2 separate regions of the Homo sapiens genome follow, and region 1 is linked to region 2. Evidence: chromatin loops called from intact Hi-C (ENCODE). Cell type or tissue: GM12878. All regions are shown on one strand. Each heading gives the region's core, and the rest is flanking DNA. Links, peaks and the distances in the headings are about the cores only.

Region 1 (8,327 bases), core at 4-8,003, 67 kb before region 2:
CACGACTGTCATCTCAGCACTTTGGGAGGCAGAGGCAGGTGGATCACCTGAGGTCAGGAGTTCCAGACAAGCAGGCCAACATGGTGAAACCCCATCTCTTCTAAAAATACAAAACATAGCCAGGCACGGTGGCAGGTGTCTGTAATCCCAGCACTATGGGAGGCTGAGGCATGAAAATCACTTGAACCCAGGAGGCGGAAGCTGCAGGGATCCATGATCATGCCACTGCACTCCAGCCTGGGCAAGAGAGTGAGACTCTGTCTCAAAAAAAAAAAACTGTGCTTAATAATAGCTTGGAAGTGCACATACCTTCTGTGAAGGTTGATAGACTACAATTAGCTTCAAAACACAAATAAGTAGCTGTGTTTAAATGAGGCCTTCTGTGTAATAGCTAGGGAAAATCAATGTAGCTATTCACATTTTGGTTCCCCTTCCAGAAACAGAGAAGTTGCCCGTGACTCTGTGATCCTTTTTGTCCAATGAACCATGAGCAGGAGCAACTTGAGTCACCTTCAGGTGGAAGTGTTAAGAGGCTCTGTGATCCACCACATTCCCTTTCCCCTGAAGTGGTGATCAATGACACATGCAGAGATGGGGCTTTTGTCAGCCTGGATCCCTGAGTGAACACAATGAACAGACCACCCCACAATGCCCTAACACAGCCCAGATATGCAACGTGACCAAGAATAAGCCTCACTGTGGCCAGGCACGGTGGCTCACACCTGTCATCCCAGCACTTTGGGAGGCCAAGGCAGGTGGATCATTTGAGGTCAGGAGTTCAAGACTAGCCTGGCTAACATGGTGAAATCCTTTCTCTACCAAAAGTATAAAAATTAGCCAGAAAATAGTGGCACGGGCCTGTAATCCCAGCTACTCAGGAGGCACGAGAATCACTGAGTCTGGGAGGCAGAGGTTGCAGTGAGCTGAGATTGCGCCACTGCACTGTAGTCTGGGTGACAGAGTGAGACCCTGTCTCAAAAACAAACAAACAAATACCTCACTGCATGAACCCACTGAGATTTGGGGATTGTTGTTACTGCAGCAGAACCCAAATCATCCCGACCGCTAGACTGTCCTAACTAGGGTTTCTTACCAAAAGCAAAGGCATTTTTAAAGTTCATGACATTTAAACCAAAGAGTAAATACCAATATCTGTCACTTTGTCAGGCTAACAAAGTGACAAAGTAACAAAGGCCAAACAAAGCAAATGCCAGAAGTTAAAAGAAACAGATCATTAGGTTAAAAACAGAACTGTGAAAACAGGCACAATTGACTTCATATAGTGATTGCAAAGAACATCAGGCAAGACACAGGTGTGGTCATATCATTTATCACATGCTTAATTGCACATGTTTGCCTAAGAAAAACACAAAGTATTTAAGCTCATCTGTAGTTCAAAGTGCCTATCCGTGTATTTATCCATTCATCCTTATTTATTTATTGAGCAACTCTTTTGTGCCAGGCACTGTGCTGGGTGCTGGTAATGCAATGATGAAGATGGCAGGCACGACTCTGCCCTCCAGGAGTTTCTAGGATATGGAGGGAGACAAACAAAAAATAAGTAAATCCATGAAAGAAGTATTGGTGGAACCTGCCCCCAGTATTTCAACGTATGTTCTTTCTATTTTCCATAAGTGTCAGCCACCTGAGAAATAGACAGTACAAAGAGAGGCATTATACAGCTGGGCCGCTGGGGGTGACATTACATATCGGTAGGACAGTGATGCCCCCTGAGTCTCAGACCAGCAAGTTTTTATTAAGGGTTTCAAAAGGGGAGGGGGTGTAAGAACAGGGAGTAGGTACAAAGATCACATGCTTCCAAGGGCAAAAAGCAGGACTACTAATAAGGGTCCAACAAAGATCACATGCTTCTGAGGGAACAGGACAAAGGGCAAAGGCAGAACTACTGGTAAGGGTCCAGCAAAGATCACAAGGCAAAGGGCAAAAGCAGAAGATAAGGGTCTATGATCAGCGGTGCACGTATTGTCTTGATAAACATCTTAAACAACATAAAACAGGGTTCGAGAGCAGAGAACCAGTCTGACCACAGATTTACCAGGGCGGAGTTTTTCCCCACCCTAGTAAGCCTTTGGGTACTGCAGGAGACCAGGGCGTATCTCAGTCCTTATCTCAACAGCATAAGACAGACATTCCCAGAGCAGCCATTTATAGACCTCTCCCCAGGAATGCATTCCTTTCCCAGGGTATTAACATTAATATTCCTTGCTAGGAAAAGAACTTAGCGATATCTCTCCTACTTGCACGTCTGTTTATAGACTCTCTGCAAGAAGAAACATATGGCTCTTTTTGCCCGACCCTGCAGTCAGTCAGACCTTATGGTTGTCTTCCCTTGTTCCCTAAAAATCGCTGTTATTCTCTTCTTTTTCAAGGTGCACTGATTTCATATTGTTGAAACACGTTTTACAATCAATTTTTAGAGTTAACACAATTATCACAGCCGTCCTGAGGTGATGTACATCCTCAGCTAATAAATATAACAGGATTAAGAGATTAAAGTAAAGACAGGCATAAGAAATTATAAAAGTATTATTTGGGAACTGATAAATGTTCATGAAATCTTCACAATTTATGTTGCTCTGCCGCGGCTCCAGCCAGTCCCTCCATTTGGGGTCCCTGACTTCCTGCAACAAGAAATAATAGAGGTTAAGGTGGAGAAGAGCAAGGAAGTCCACTTTACAAAGCAGTCAGGAAAGAGCTCTCTGTGGAAGCACCATTTTAGCTGAGACCTAAAGGATGGTCTAATTTGGGGAGGTGCAGAGGAAAATCATTCCAGGCTGAAGCAGCAAGTGCAAAGGCCCTGTTGTGGAGAAAGATTTGAAAGTCCAAGAAAACAAAAGAAGGCCAGAGTGGCTGAAATAGAGTAGGCCAAGGGGAGGAGATAGGAGAGGGCTGGAGATGTGGCAGGAACAGGCAGAAGACTCGGGGTCTTGATTTTATTCTATGTGCCATGGGCAGGAAAGGCAGGGATGAGAATCAATGGAAACCTTAAGATCAGTGAAGCTGCCAGGTGGGAAATGGATTGCTGAGCATGGAGGGCAGGTGCAGAGGACCAGTTAAGACCAGTTAGGAGGCTGCTGCTGTAGCCCAGCTGGGATAAGGGTGTCCTAGGCAAAGATAACGACAGTGAAGATAGAGAGAGTGGACAAGTTGGATAAAGTTTAGAATCACAGGACTTGCTGACTGGAGAAGAGGGCAAAAGCAGAGTTAGCACAACACATGAGTTATGACCACCTTGAGCAGCTGAGCAGGGGGTGGTGCCATTTACAGAACAGAGATGGCACAGACAGAGCCCATGGAGAAGGAGGAGGAAAAGGAGAGTTTGGCTTTGGGTTTTTTTAAGACAGGGTCTGGCTCTGTCACCCAGGCTGGAGTGCAGTGGTGTGATCAGAGCTCTTTGCAGCCTCAAACTCCTGGGCTCAAGTGATCCTCCTACCTTAGCCTCCCAAGTAGCAGGACTCCAGATCCTACAGATGCACATCACCATGCCTAGCTAATTTTTTTTTTTTTTTTTTTTTTTTTTTTTGTAGACAGGGAGTCTCACTGTGTTTCCCAGGCTGGCTTCAAACTCCTGGCCTCAAGTAATCCTCCCACCTCGGCCTCTCATACCACTGGGATTACAGCCATCACCTACTCCTCCAAGCCACGAGTTTGGCTTTGGATGTCACAAGGTTGAGGTGTTCATGAGATGACAAGTGGAAAAAACAAGAAAGAAGTTGAGTGTTTAAGACTGCTGCTTGAAGGAGAAGTCTAGCCTCAAGGGAAAAGTTCAGGACTCATCAGCTGAGAAATGGAACTGAAAATTATGCAAATGGATGAGCTCAGCTAGCAAACAAGTCCAGAGAGAGCAGAAAGTCCAGAGAGAGCAGCACTGGGCTATGCACCTGGCCTAATGCTACCCCGCTCCTCGCAATCCCTGTGTTATGCTGGAGAGGGTTCAGCCTCTGGTGAGTTTCACCAAACCCCCACATCTCTTTCTTCTGAGACCTTCTCTAAAATCCTCTCTTTTATACTTAGTGAAAAGGGATTCTCTTTTTCCCATCCAGCTTAAGCAAAAACTTTTGACTATGAGAGGAATGAGGATGCATTTAGTATCTGTTCTGCACGGCTAATTCCATCAAAGATTTCTCATTATTCCTGCCTGGCAGTCTCATTTTCTTCTTTCGCCTCTCAGAGCACAGTCGTAGGCTTAATTACTGACCTTTTCACCCTTCTAACACCAGCGATTTCCCCCATCTCAGTTCTCAGGAAGTTCTGTTCCCAGAATTATCTCCTGAATCCTCACCTGGGGATAGAAATTGTTCTCTGTGGCCGTGTCTTCTCCTCTAATTCTTATCAAAAAACTCAGTGATCTCTGTGCATCAAATATTAAACTCAAGCTTAACAGATCATGCTTCTGGCTTCTCTCTCTCTCTGGCCTGTGGGTTAACAGGTTTGCAACCTTTGCAGAGAAGACTCCAAATTCTCAGGAGGCCAGTTTCCAAGGGTGCTGGTCACTCTTGCTCTCTTTCTCCTGCTCAAAATTCAGCACTAGAGAGTGTTACACCATTGCATCTGCAGAGGAGTTCATCTGACTCTAGGGACTACAGAGGAGGGAGACGGACAAACTAACAGGCATTCAGAAAATGGCTACCACGATGGGGAAGAAAATGAAAGTCAAAACAAATAAGCAATCGTCAAAAAAAAAAAAATCTGGAGGCCAGCTGCAGTGGCTCACACCTGTAATCCCAGCACTTTGGGAGGCAGAGGCAGGTGGATGGCTTGAGATCAGGAGTTCGAGACCAGCCTGGGCAACATAGTGAAATCACATCTCTACTAAAAATACAAAAATTAGCCAGGTGTGGTGGCAGGCGCCTGTAATCCCAGCATTTTGAGAGGCTGAGGTGGGCGGATCACCTGATGTCAGGAGTTGGAGACCAGCCTGGCCAACATGGTGAAACCCTATTTCTATTAAAAAACACAAAAATTAGCCAGGTGTGGTGGCAGATGCCTGTAATCCCAGCTACTTGGGAGGCTGAGACAGGAGAATTGCTTGAACCCAGGGGGCAGAGGTTGCGGCGAGCAAAGATTGCACCACTGCACTCCAGTGTGGGCGACAGTGAGACTTTGTTTCAAAAAAAAAAAAAAAAAGAAAAAAAACACATAGAGATGTCCATCCAGGCTGAAGAGAATATTCCAGAGCAAGGGTTGGGACACTACGGCCCATGGGCCAAATCTGACCTGCTTGCACATGTTTTTGTCAATAAAGTTTTATTGCAACACAGCCATGCCCATTTGCTACATATTGTCTGTGGCTGCTGGATTAGGCTGTTCTCTCATGCTATAAATACCTGAGACTGGGTAATGTATAAAGAAAAGTGGTTTAATTGGCTCACAGTTTTGTAGGTTGTACAGGGAGCATGACACTGACATCGCTGAGCTTCTGTGGAGGCCTCAGGAAACTTACAATCATGGCAGAAGGTGAAGCGGGAGCAAGAGAATGAGGAGGGAGGTGCTACACACTCACAAGCAACCAGATATTGCAAGAACTCACTCACTATTGCAAGGACAGGACCAAAAGCATGATGCTAAGTCATTCATGAGAAATCCACCCCCATGATCAAGTCTCTTCCCACCAGGCCCCACCTCTAACACTGGGGGTTACATTGCAACATCAAATTTGGGCAGGGACACATATTCAAACTATATCAGCTGCTTTCATGCTATGGGTGGCAGAGTTGAGAAACTACTACAAGAGACTGTATGGCCCACGAAGTCTAAAACATTTACTATCTGATGCTTTCAAGAAAAAGTTTACAAACCCTGCTCTTGAAAAGGAAGGGAAGGAAGAGGAGAGGAGTAAGGCAGGAAGGAGCAGAGAGGGACATGGGGCCGTATTCAAACATCTGTTGTTAAGACAGAGAAATTCAATTTATTTGTCATGGCAAAAGTTATCAAACTAGGAGCACTCCATTAAAGTTTCAGGACAAACACTGTGCTGAATATAAGGATGACCCCATCCAACAGGCACATAATCCACTCTAAAAGACTGTCCCGGGGTAGTGAAGATGATGTTGCTGGAAATATCCTTAAATGACATGTGGATGAGCTCCCCCAGAGGCATACATGTTGAGCTAAATACTTTGCTGATGAAGGGTACAAGTTGAAGCGGTTTTGAAAGGCAGAGTGAGGTTCCTCAGAAGGCTGTTGCTACAGAAAGCCAGGAGGAGAAATTACATGGCCAGATAGAGTGGCATGACCATTAGATAAGGGTTTTTTGTTTTTTTGTTTGTTTTTGAGATGGAGTTTTGCTCTTGTTGCCCAGGCTGGAGTGCAATGGCACGATCTCAGCTCACCGCAACCTACACCTCCCAGGTTCAAGCGATTCTCCTGCCTCAGCCCCCCTAGTAGCTGGGATTACAGGCATGTGCCACCACACCTGGCTAATTTTGTATTTTTAGTAGAGACGGGGTTTCTCCATGTTGGTCTGGAACTCCCGACCTCAGGTGATCCGCCCACCTTAGCCTCCCAAAGTGCTGGGATTACAGGCGTGAGCCATCGTGCCCAGCCTGGATGAGGGTCTTTAGCAAAGATGGAAGTTTTGGTACCTTGCAATATAATCTCTTCATTTATGTCCTCCTGAAATCTTTACTAATAGCACATTTTGTCAATGTTTCTGGGGTCGTACTGAGAGGGACTTAAAGGAGATGTGATGTGGCAGCCTTTGACTCAAGGGAGTATCATACTAGCTGACAGAGATCTGGGTACATGCCAGTTGAACCCACCCTTCTGAGGATGTGATAGATCCTGGGAGGCCACTCTGATCCTGCCAACCTTGAGGCCAGATGAGTCTTTGAAAAACACGGTTTGGCTTAACACCAGCACTTAGTCTAATACCCACCATGAATCTTGCTGAACTGAAGCTACACAAATACCTTTTCAAAAGATGTTTTTCATTCCATATCCTTCTTACAAATTCCTAAGGCTCAATGCTGTGTGGAAGATTCTAAGAAAGAAAATAGTTTCCAATCTTTGGGATTCCCCTGAGATGGTCCAATCAGCAAAAAGTTCATTGCCATTTCCATCAAGGACACTGAGAACAAGAGTCTTATCCGGATTGGATCCTGGGAATTGAGAAGCTTCAGCAGGTGGGAAATGCACCCTCCACAGGCTCACACCCTTGTGGGCTATTTCAGTTACCTATTGCACCTAAAATTAGAAACTTTAAACCACCAAAAGTCATTATTGCTCATGACCCTGTGAGTTGCATGGGGAATTCCTGGCTGGTTTAACCTGGGCTCATTTGTGTGGCTACCTGCAGCTGGAGGGCCAGCTGGGCGGAACACCCAGGACAGCCTGACACATGTGCCTGGCAGTTGGTGCTGGCTGTCAGCCGGGGAGCCTTGTTTTCCTCCATGTGGCCCCTCGCCCTCCAGAGCCCCTTTCCAAATGGCACTTTAAGCAGGATAGTCAAGGCTTGCTTGGTGCCAGCATCCAAGAGGGCAAAAATATGGAAACTACGAGAGGGCTCTCAAGGCCTAAGACTATATGAACCTCAAAAATCTGAGGTCTCAGTTAATTCAGAAAGTTTATTTTGCCAAGGTTGAGGATGCACGCCTGTGACACAGCCTCAGGAGGTCCTGACAACATGTGCCTAAGGCGGTAGGGACACAGCTTGGTTTTACACATTTTAGAGAGACATGAGACATCAAACAATATGTGTAAGATGTACATTGGTTCAGTCTGGAAAGGCGGGACAACTCCAGGTGAAGGTGAGACAACTCGAAGCAGGGAGGGGCTTCCAGGTCATAGGTAGTTAAGAGACAAATGGTTGTGTTCTTTTTTTTTTTTTTTTAGCAAGTTTTTAATTTTTGTTATTGTACCTTTTAGTTCTATAATTTTTTTTATTATTATACTTTAAGTTTTAGGGTACACGTGCACATGGTGCAGGTTAGTCACATATATATACATGTGCCATGTTGGTGCGCTGCACCCACTAACTCATCATCTACCATTAGGTATATCTCCCAGTGCTATCCCTCCCCCCTCCCCCCACCCCAAAACAGTCCCCAGAGTGTGATATTCCCCTTCCTGTGTCCATGTGATCTCATTGTTCAATTCCCACCTATGAGTGAGAATATGCGGTGTTTGGTTTTTTGTTCTTGCGATAGTTTACTGAGAATGATGATTTCCAATTTCATCCATGTCCCTACAAAGGACATGAACTCATCATTTTTTATGGCTGCATAGTATTCCATGGTATATAGGTTGTATTCTTTTGAGTTCCTGATTAGCCTCTCCAAATGAGGCAATTAGATATACATTTATCT
Region 2 (8,326 bases), core at 325-8,324:
TTAATCATTTGCGTTATTCCATTGACATAAAATATTTGCACTCAGAGATCATTTCTGGTCAAGAGAAATTCGTGCATTTTTAACCCAAAATAGAAACCTTCATAAAAGCATCATAGGTCTCCATTCAGTATTGACTGTAATTGTTCACATGCCCACGCTGAATGCTAACTTGGGCTCACCCTCAACACCCACGAGGTGGGTACTATTATTACCACTCACATTTGACCAGAGGGATTGTTTGATTAGGGTGCAGTAGTTGAGAGTTCAGACCCAGGAGACAGCCTGTCTGCTTCGAATCCTGGCCCAGCCCCTGGCCCTGTGTGACCTTGGGCAAGTGACTGCATCTCTCTGTGCTGTTTTCTTATTAATAAAATGGGGGATATAATGATACCTACCTCTTAGGGTTGTTGTCAGGGTTGAGTACAAAAGCCTGTGGATCAGTGCCTGGCTCATGGTAAATACATGTTGGTGTTAGCTAGTGTTTTTATTCAGTCTCAAAATGTTTAATAAATGCCTTCTGTGAGCCAGGCACCATGGATCAGCAGTACCCATGACAGATGAGGCTCTGCTTGCATGGGAGAGCCAGAGAATAAACAAATAAATAAACAAGAAAAGACCAGATGACAGTGGCTTTAAAGCCAATAAAACAGGGAAATAGTGAATGCGGGAACTGGGAAGAAGAGTCACCAAAGTCAGGGAATCAGGGAAGCCTTCCCCAAAGAGGTGGCATTTGAACTGGGGCCTGAGTGGTGAAGCAGCCAGCCATGGGAAGGGCTTGGGGAACAGGATATGCAAAGGCCCTGTGGTGGAAACAAGCCAGCTGTGGTTGAGGAACAACACCAAGGCAGCCAGTGTGGCTGGAGTGGAGTGAGCAGGGTGGGCCAGGGGTGAGGGAGAACAGGCCAGAGAGAGGGATTAGGACCAGGTCTTGTAGGGCCTTTTATGGCATGGAGGGAGCTCTGAAGCAATGAAGTGCCTTGCCCTGTGTCACATACCAGCCGAGACAGTCTGCCTAACTCGGGAGCCAAGGCTCGCTGCTGGGCTTGAGGCCCCTGTAAGAGGATAATGTAACTCAGGCTGGTATGGGCACATTCTGCATCTCCACTTAGATGGCAAGCCCATCAAACCTTGGTGCCATGGCTGCCCTGGTAATTCCTGGCTGAGCAGTGCAACCAGGGAGCTGGCCCATGACCCGGGTGGCCGCTAAGTAGCCAGGACTAATGTGGCCAAAAGTCAGCCTTCTTCCTGTGACTCATCCAGGTGCACCCTGCGACATCTGAATGTCAGGCTTTCAGCCGCTGTGGCTTCCACTTCCAACTGGCTCCACGTCCCCAGGGAGGGATCACACAGCGCTTTGCCAACACATTCTATTGCGTGTTTAATGTTCCTGTGAATGCGCCCTTGAGATTTCTCTCTTTCCCCTCCACACAGAGCTTAGAAGCAAAGTTAAGAGACTCATCAGATTCTGAGCTGCTGCGGGATATTTTGCACAAGGTAAGAATCCCAGAGTCCCTGGGACTCATGACCCTGCCTCCTGAATCTCTCCAGAAGACCTGAGAGAAGAACTGCAGGTGTGCTTGTACCCTTTAAAAACACCCCTGTTCAAAAAACAAAACCATTGAGTCAGCACTGCAGGTGGGTGTCAGCACCTCTGACAGCTCCAGCGCTTTCGTTTTCTATTTAAGACTTAGACAAAGACTTCAGAATATACAAAAACCTGCAATGAGAGGGGGGAATCTAGGGAATGTTTTTTAAACCATCCACAGCAAAAACAGAGATGACAGGTGCAAAACAGCTTCTAGCATTTGGTTGATGTTCAGAGACTTTCTTTTTTGCTTTCATGAGGCCTGTCCTGCCCACTCCTGTCTCCTCTAGACCTAAATGGGCCCTTGCTTTGCCCAGGGTGGGGTTTGGACTCAAGTGCATCTGCCTGCAGGTGAGAGGCAGGATCACCACCCGGCCCAGCCACAGCCTGACCTTGGCCTTGAGGGCCAAGTGCAGATCACCCTGCATCCTGGGTCTTCACGTTCGAAGGGCCATGAGCCCTTCTGAAAAGACCAAGCAATAGACTCCCTCGCAGAAAGAAGTGCACCAGAAGAATACATTTTCCATACAAACTCAGGAGGCAGATATCCTCCACCCCCACCCACCCAGCCCATCCTAGGAGCCCCGGTGAAGAATTCCTGTGCTAGAGGTGAACCAAGATTATCCATGTGGAAAAGATACAGCCACAGCAGGGAAAACTTTCGGGGCAATACCAGGGCTTCGAGCATGGAGATACCTGAAGTTATCTCGCACCCTGCTCTGAGTTTCACCCTGAGCCTCACTCTCGTAGGTGGTGAAGCATGAAATGTAGGGAGAGCTGCTTTAAAACCCAGCACAAGGCTGGGTGCACTGGCTCACACCTGTAATCCCAGGACTTTGGGAGGCTGAGGTGGACAGATCACCTAAGGTCAGGAGTTCCAGACCAGCCTAGCCAACATGGCAAAAACCCATCTCTACTAAAAATACAAAAATTAGCTGGGCGTGGTGGTACATGCCTATAGTCCCAGCTACTCAGGAGGCTGAGGCAGGAGAATCGCTTGAACCCAGGAGGCAGAGGCTGCAGTGAGCCAAGATCGGGCCACTGCACTCCAGCCTGGGCAACAGGGCGAGACTCTGTGTCAGAATAAATGAAAAACCAGCACCAGCCTGAAGAGCCTGTGTATTGCGTGGGGTACTTTGCTGCCCTTGGGCAGAATCTGCATCCCTCCCAGCCAGCAGGCACTGTGGACCGTCTCCTCCCTCTCCCTCCAGGCTCCTGTTTTCCCGCCGTCCCCACTCCTGCTGCACCAGTCCCTCTGCCCTCCTTTCCAAGTGCCAGGCTGTGGCCACCTCAGAGCTTGCACCAGCTGTTCCCACTGCCTAGAACTTGCTCATCCTGCATTTGGCTTCTCTGGGCTTTAGCTGGAGTGTCACCCGGAGCGTCCCGTCCCCTCCATCCTGTCCCCAGGGACACACACTCCAAGAGAGCAGTTGCCGAGTGGGCCTTCCCGCCTCTTCCATAGAGCCAGACCGTTGGCGACTGTCCTTACTGCAAACCCTGGTTCACACTGGCTCCCCTGGGAGGGAGGCGGTTTGGGCCCACATGCCCTGTGTTCCTGCTCAGAATGGGCGTTAGAAATGCTGCCATAGCCTGTGCCACTGCAGTGGAAGCATTTTTAGGAAACAGCTTATATCTTAAGACAAACTTCAGATGCATGGGGCCAAAACGCTGTGTCCATCTACATCTTTGCTGAGGGATCGGGTAGCCTGGAGTTTGCCCTCTGCTGTGTTGGCTTGAAGCTCATAGGAGACTTAAGACGGGCTCTCGAGCAACCAACGTTCTGTCCTTTGCCGTAGACTGTGAAGCATCCTGTGTGTGTGAAGCACCCGCCGTCCGTCAAATATGCCCGGTGCTTTCTCTCAGAACTCATCAAAAAGGTCAGTTATGGGCAGTGTCCGCCCAGTAGCCGGACAGCATAGCCACCTGCGTGCTGGAGCCCCCGTCCTTCCCAGGCCCTGGGCCTGCTTTGCAAACCCCAGCATGGCAGGGGCCTCCCCAGGCAACTGGCTGCAGCCACATGTGACCCATGGGAGACAGTGCAGGGCGGGAAGAAGGGGAGGCCAGCATCTCTCCCTCACTCTGCCTCCTGGGGTTTCCACGGCAGCTGCTCCTCTGGGGCCCCAGCTCCTAGCATATGGATTCTCATTCCTACCAGGCTGGCCCAGCCCACAGCACTGGAACCCTCACCCGCACCCTCTGTCCTGCCCGCTGAAGGGTTTGGAGTTTCCTGCTCTTGTCCGTCTCTGGGTTGCCCCACAGGCCCCTGTTGGAAGATTTAGCTCTTGCCATACCTTCGGAACTAGTTCCTCTGGTGAATTCTCTGCATTAATCCTGCTGGAATGAGCTCTTTCCTGACTGATAAAGGATGAATTTTATTTTTTACTTATTTATTTATTTTTTTGAGACAGAGTCTCACTGTGTTGCCCAGGCTGGATTACCGTGACACAATCTCGGCTCCCTGAAACCTCTGCCTCCTGGGTTCAAGCAACTGTCATGCCAGCCTCCTAAGAAGCTGGGACTACAGGCACACGCCACCATGCCTGGCTAATTTTTTATTTTTAATAGAGACAGAGTTTCACCATGTTGGCCAGGCTGGTCTCGAACTCCTGACCTCAGGTGATCCGCCTGCCTCGGCCTCCCAAAGTGCTGGGATTACAGGCATGAGCCACCGCACCTGGCCTAGGATGGATTTTAAAGATGCGCCCGAACATGCAGGGTTTGACATGAGGATGTCGAGAGGCCTCCTCAGTAGGCAGTAGCAGACCTGCTGAGTGAAAGAGCCACACTTTTAGCAAATAAACAATCCCCTGCTTCTCCAATACCTGCTTTCTCCCTAGTCCTCCCCAGAAGCATGCATCTGTGGTCACCAGCAGGTCTGCCCTGTGCCACCAGGAGAGGGCAGCAGTCACCCAGTGTACTCTGCTGCTGCCCTGTGAATCATAGGACGGGGCCAGCTGTGGAGAAGCGGCCTGCTGACAGCCACAGCCTGCAGCATGGGCCGCCCTCACACTTCTGCCTGGGCTCACTTAAAAGCACCTTTTGTTTTCCTCCTCTCTGTGTTTGATCCAAACACGGCTCTCTATCATGGTCACCTGGCAACTCTCACGGAATCCTTGTCTCCTGCCCTAGACTACACCTAACCCTACCCTCCCAACACCTCTGGTTCAAGGCCCTCCCATCCAGGTTTCCCTACCAAGTGAATTTTTTTTTTTAGAGACAAGGTCTCTGTTGCCCAGGCTGTCCTCGAACTCCTGGGCTCAAGCAGTCCTCCCATGTCAGCCTCTAGAGTAGCTGGGACTATTCGGCACACACCACCAAGCCCAACGAAGTGAATATTTTATATGGCAGCTGGCCGGTATTATACCATTCCATCGCAAATCTCCCCTCCAAACTTGGTGAAAATCATCTGGCCATTTTTACAGATTAGAACGAAAGCAAACAAGCTCTCACTCTGTCTGCCCCCAGCACGAGGCTGTCCACACAGAGCCTTTGGACGAGCTGTATGAAGCGCTGGCGGAGACCCTGATGGCCAAGGAGTCCACCCAGGGCCACCGGAGCTATTTGCTGGTATGAGAAGGGCACCCTCCTCCCCCTCACAGCCCAGATACCCTTCCTGCACAGACAAAGTGAAAACGTGGGTGTGGGTTCAAATCCTGACTCACCCATTCTACAGTCTTAGACATGAGGTCCGTCAACCTTCTTTAGCCTCAGTTTCCCTGTCTGTAAATCAGGCACTTCAACAACAACAGCATGTCTCGTGGAGTTGTTGGGCACTTATCCAATAGGTGACACACACTACCTGCTTCACAAGGACCTGGTGCCCAGTCCTCAAAGAATACTTGACAGGGCTGGGCGTGGTGGCTCACGCCTGTAATCCCAGCGCTTTGGGAGGCCGAAGTGGTTGCATCTGAGGTCAGGAGTTCGAGACCAACCTGGCCAATATGGTGAAACCCTGTCTCTACTAAAAATACAAAAATCAGGCCGGGCGTGGTGGCTCATGCCTGTAATCCCAGCATTTTGGGAGGCTGAGGCGGGGGGATCACCTGAGGTCAGGAGTTTGAGACCAGCCTGGCCAACATGGTGAAACTCCATCTTTACTAAAAATACAAAAATTAGCGGGGTGTGGTAGTGGGCACCTGTAATCCCAGCTACTAGGGAGGCTGAGGCAGGAGAATCTCTTCAACCCAGGAGGTGGAGGTTGTAGTGAGCCAAGATCATGCTATTGCACTCCAGCCTGGGCAACGAGAGCAAATCTCTGTCTCAAAAAAAAGTACAAAAAGTAGCCGGACATGGTGGCACACGCCTGTATTCGCAGCTACCTGGGCGGCTGAGGCAGGAGAATTGCTTGAACCCAGGAGGCAGAGGTTGCAGTGAGCCAAGATCGTGCCACTGACTCCAGCCTGGGTGACAGAGCTCAAAAAAAAATAAGATAAAACATAGATACAGAAAACCACAAAGGAAAAACAGCATATTGAATCATCACAAGGCAGCCACCCCTTCATAGCCACACCTGTCCCCTGGCCACCACTGACATGTGTTCCATCGCCAGAATTCCGTTGTCTCAGGAAGGTTCGATGAATGGAATCCTGTGTGGCCTGAGATGAGTGTCTTTCACACCGCGTGACACCCTTGAGGCCCGTGAAAGCTGTTGGCATGCCAACAGTTAGCTGCTTCTCATTGCTGAGTGGCGATTGGTCCTGTCATGGTTTATTCAGCCATGTGGTGGGGCTACTTGTCTTCTAAGCCACTTGCCTTCTGATCGCTGGACTGACTCTCTCGCCTTCTCTTGGTGCAGCCCTCGGGAGGCTCGGTCACACTCTCCGAGAGCACGGCCATCATCTCCTACGGTACCACAGGCCTGGTCACATGGGACGCCGCCCTCTACCTTGCAGAATGGGCCATCGAGAACCCGGCAGTCTTCACTAACAGGTGACCTCGGGGCGCAGGGCAGGGCACCGAGGCAGGCTTACCCTGGTGCAGTCGCAGACACGGTCCCCTTTCCTCCCGCCAGGACTGTCCTAGAGCTTGGCAGTGGTGCTGGCCTCACAGGCCTGGCCATCTGCAAGATGTGCCGCCCCCGGGCATACATCTTCAGCGACTGTCACAGCCGGGTCCTTGAGCAGCTCCGAGGGAATGTCCTTCTCAATGGCCTCTCATTAGAGGCAGACATCACTGCCAAGTTAGACAGCCCCAGGGTGACAGTGGCCCAGCTGGACTGGGACGTCGCGACGGTCCATCAGCTCTCTGCCTTCCAGCCAGATGTTGTCATTGCAGCAGGTAATGCCCAGCCCCGGGCACCCTGTGCAGGTGGTGTCCTTGCAGCTCTACCCAGCTCTTGGCTCTGGGAAAAGGGAACAATGGACGCTGTCGGGCATGGACATGATGGGGCTTCCAGAAGAGTTACTCTGGGCCTCCAGGGTGACATCACAGGACAGGGGTGCCTCTTAAGGTGACCTTCAACCCACAGCCCTCTTTTTGGAGACAGGCATACTCCCGTTCCAGTCGTTACCACATGGCTCTGTCCCAGAGCCATGCCCTGTGTCCTTCAGAGACCACAGGAGGAAAACAACCACTTCTGGGACGAAGACAGGGCCCTTGAGAGAAGGTGGTGTTTGGCTGGGCCACCGAAAACCCCTCACCCCTGCCAGCACACTCAGTCCCCTCTCTGGTGGAACAGAGCTCTGCCTGTGGTCCTAGGTCCCAGCCCTGAAACCCACAGGTCCAGCGGTGGCCAGGGACACAAGCCCACCCCTGCAAGCCAGCAGACAAATCAGCAGATGCCTGAAACATGAAGTTCATGGCAGGGTCAGGCTTTGTGTCATTCAAAGCCCTCTAGATAGGCCAAGAACCAGAGCTGGTTTTTTAAGGAACACCAGTGAGTCTGGAGATTTTTTTCTTTTGCTTCGGTCTTTTGCAGCTTTCTCTACTAAGGGTTCTCCTTTTTCACCCAAGTAATTGCCTTTCCATCTAATGGCCCAAATGGTCAAATGGCATCTACTAGTCTCATATGACCGCTGCCTCTCTGGCCTCGCCCTGCTGCTGACGTCAGCATGACCTGGACCTGTCCACTGGTCCCTTTCAGTAACCTGAAGCTTTCACCATAGATGTGCTGTATTGCCCAGAAGCCATCATGTCGCTGGTCGGGGTCCTGCGGAGGCTGGCTGCCTGCCGGGAGCACCAGCGGGCTCCTGAGGTCTACGTGGCCTTTACCGTCCGCAACCCAGAGACGTGCCAGCTGTTCACCACCGAGCTAGGTGAGCCTCCACGCCCACCCGGGCCTGCATGGTCCCTGAGCTGTCCCTGCAGGACGCCAGTGGAAGTGAAAGAACTGGGTGCCGGGGAAAAGCTAGGTTGCCCCACACTCCCACACCATGGGGGGAACTCAGGCAGAGGCCAGTGAGCAGGGTGGGCTTGGGGCGTGGGGGGCTTGCGGCAGGAGGAGGGCAGCTCAGCACAGGGAGGGAGGGTCTGAGCCCAGCAGCCCTACTGTGTGCTTCAGAGCAGGGTTCCCTAAGCCCTTGGGCCTCGGTTTCCTCATCTATAAAATGGAGGTGGCGGGAGGGGCAGTCGGGGTCAGGGCTGGACACAGCTGTGGCCTGCAGGACGCTGGAGCACAGGATGTACAGGCGGATCCACCACGCCACTGTCCTGAGCACCCAGTCGGTGGAAGACGAGCAGGGTGACTGTAGAGAAGGGGAACTGGCCCCATAGTGGGCCAGCAACTGTCCTCAGACCTGACAT

What was found. Hi-C counts contacts between places; a loop is a spot of excess contacts. Peaks named below come from ENCODE experiments on the same cell type or tissue, not always from the same donor. Only the 100,000 strongest peaks of a DNase experiment are listed, where the experiment ranks them.
Region 1: a loop joins it to region 2, with 2.3 times the contacts of the local background. A loop is called at or near these places in 2 of 110 quality-filtered maps.

What each region holds. Positions count from the first base shown.
Region 1 is chr16:5,155,645-5,163,971 of GRCh38, reverse strand. No RefSeq gene overlaps it. Among named protein-coding and RNA genes, the nearest start is that of LINC02164, 62 kb to the left of the region's middle. RefSeq lists an enhancer at 7,146-7,425. In GM12878, for the core only: no CTCF peak of the experiment used is centred there; DNase peaks (open chromatin) are centred at 3,771, 6,939 and 7,284; H3K4me3 peaks cover 1,202 bases; H3K27ac peaks cover 3,821 bases.
Region 2 is chr16:5,088,620-5,096,945 of GRCh38, reverse strand. It overlaps EEF2KMT (eukaryotic elongation factor 2 lysine methyltransferase), which reads left to right. Exons shown (of 8, transcript NM_201400.4): 2 at 1,432-1,494; 3 at 3,382-3,462; 4 at 5,051-5,152; 5 at 6,381-6,514; 6 at 6,597-6,862; 7 at 7,690-7,839. Among named protein-coding and RNA genes, the nearest start is that of EEF2KMT, 5.0 kb to the left of the region's middle. RefSeq lists enhancers at 1,021-1,573, 6,188-6,688, 6,689-7,189. In GM12878, for the core only: a CTCF peak has its summit at 4,474 (motif pointing right); a DNase peak (open chromatin) is centred at 4,493.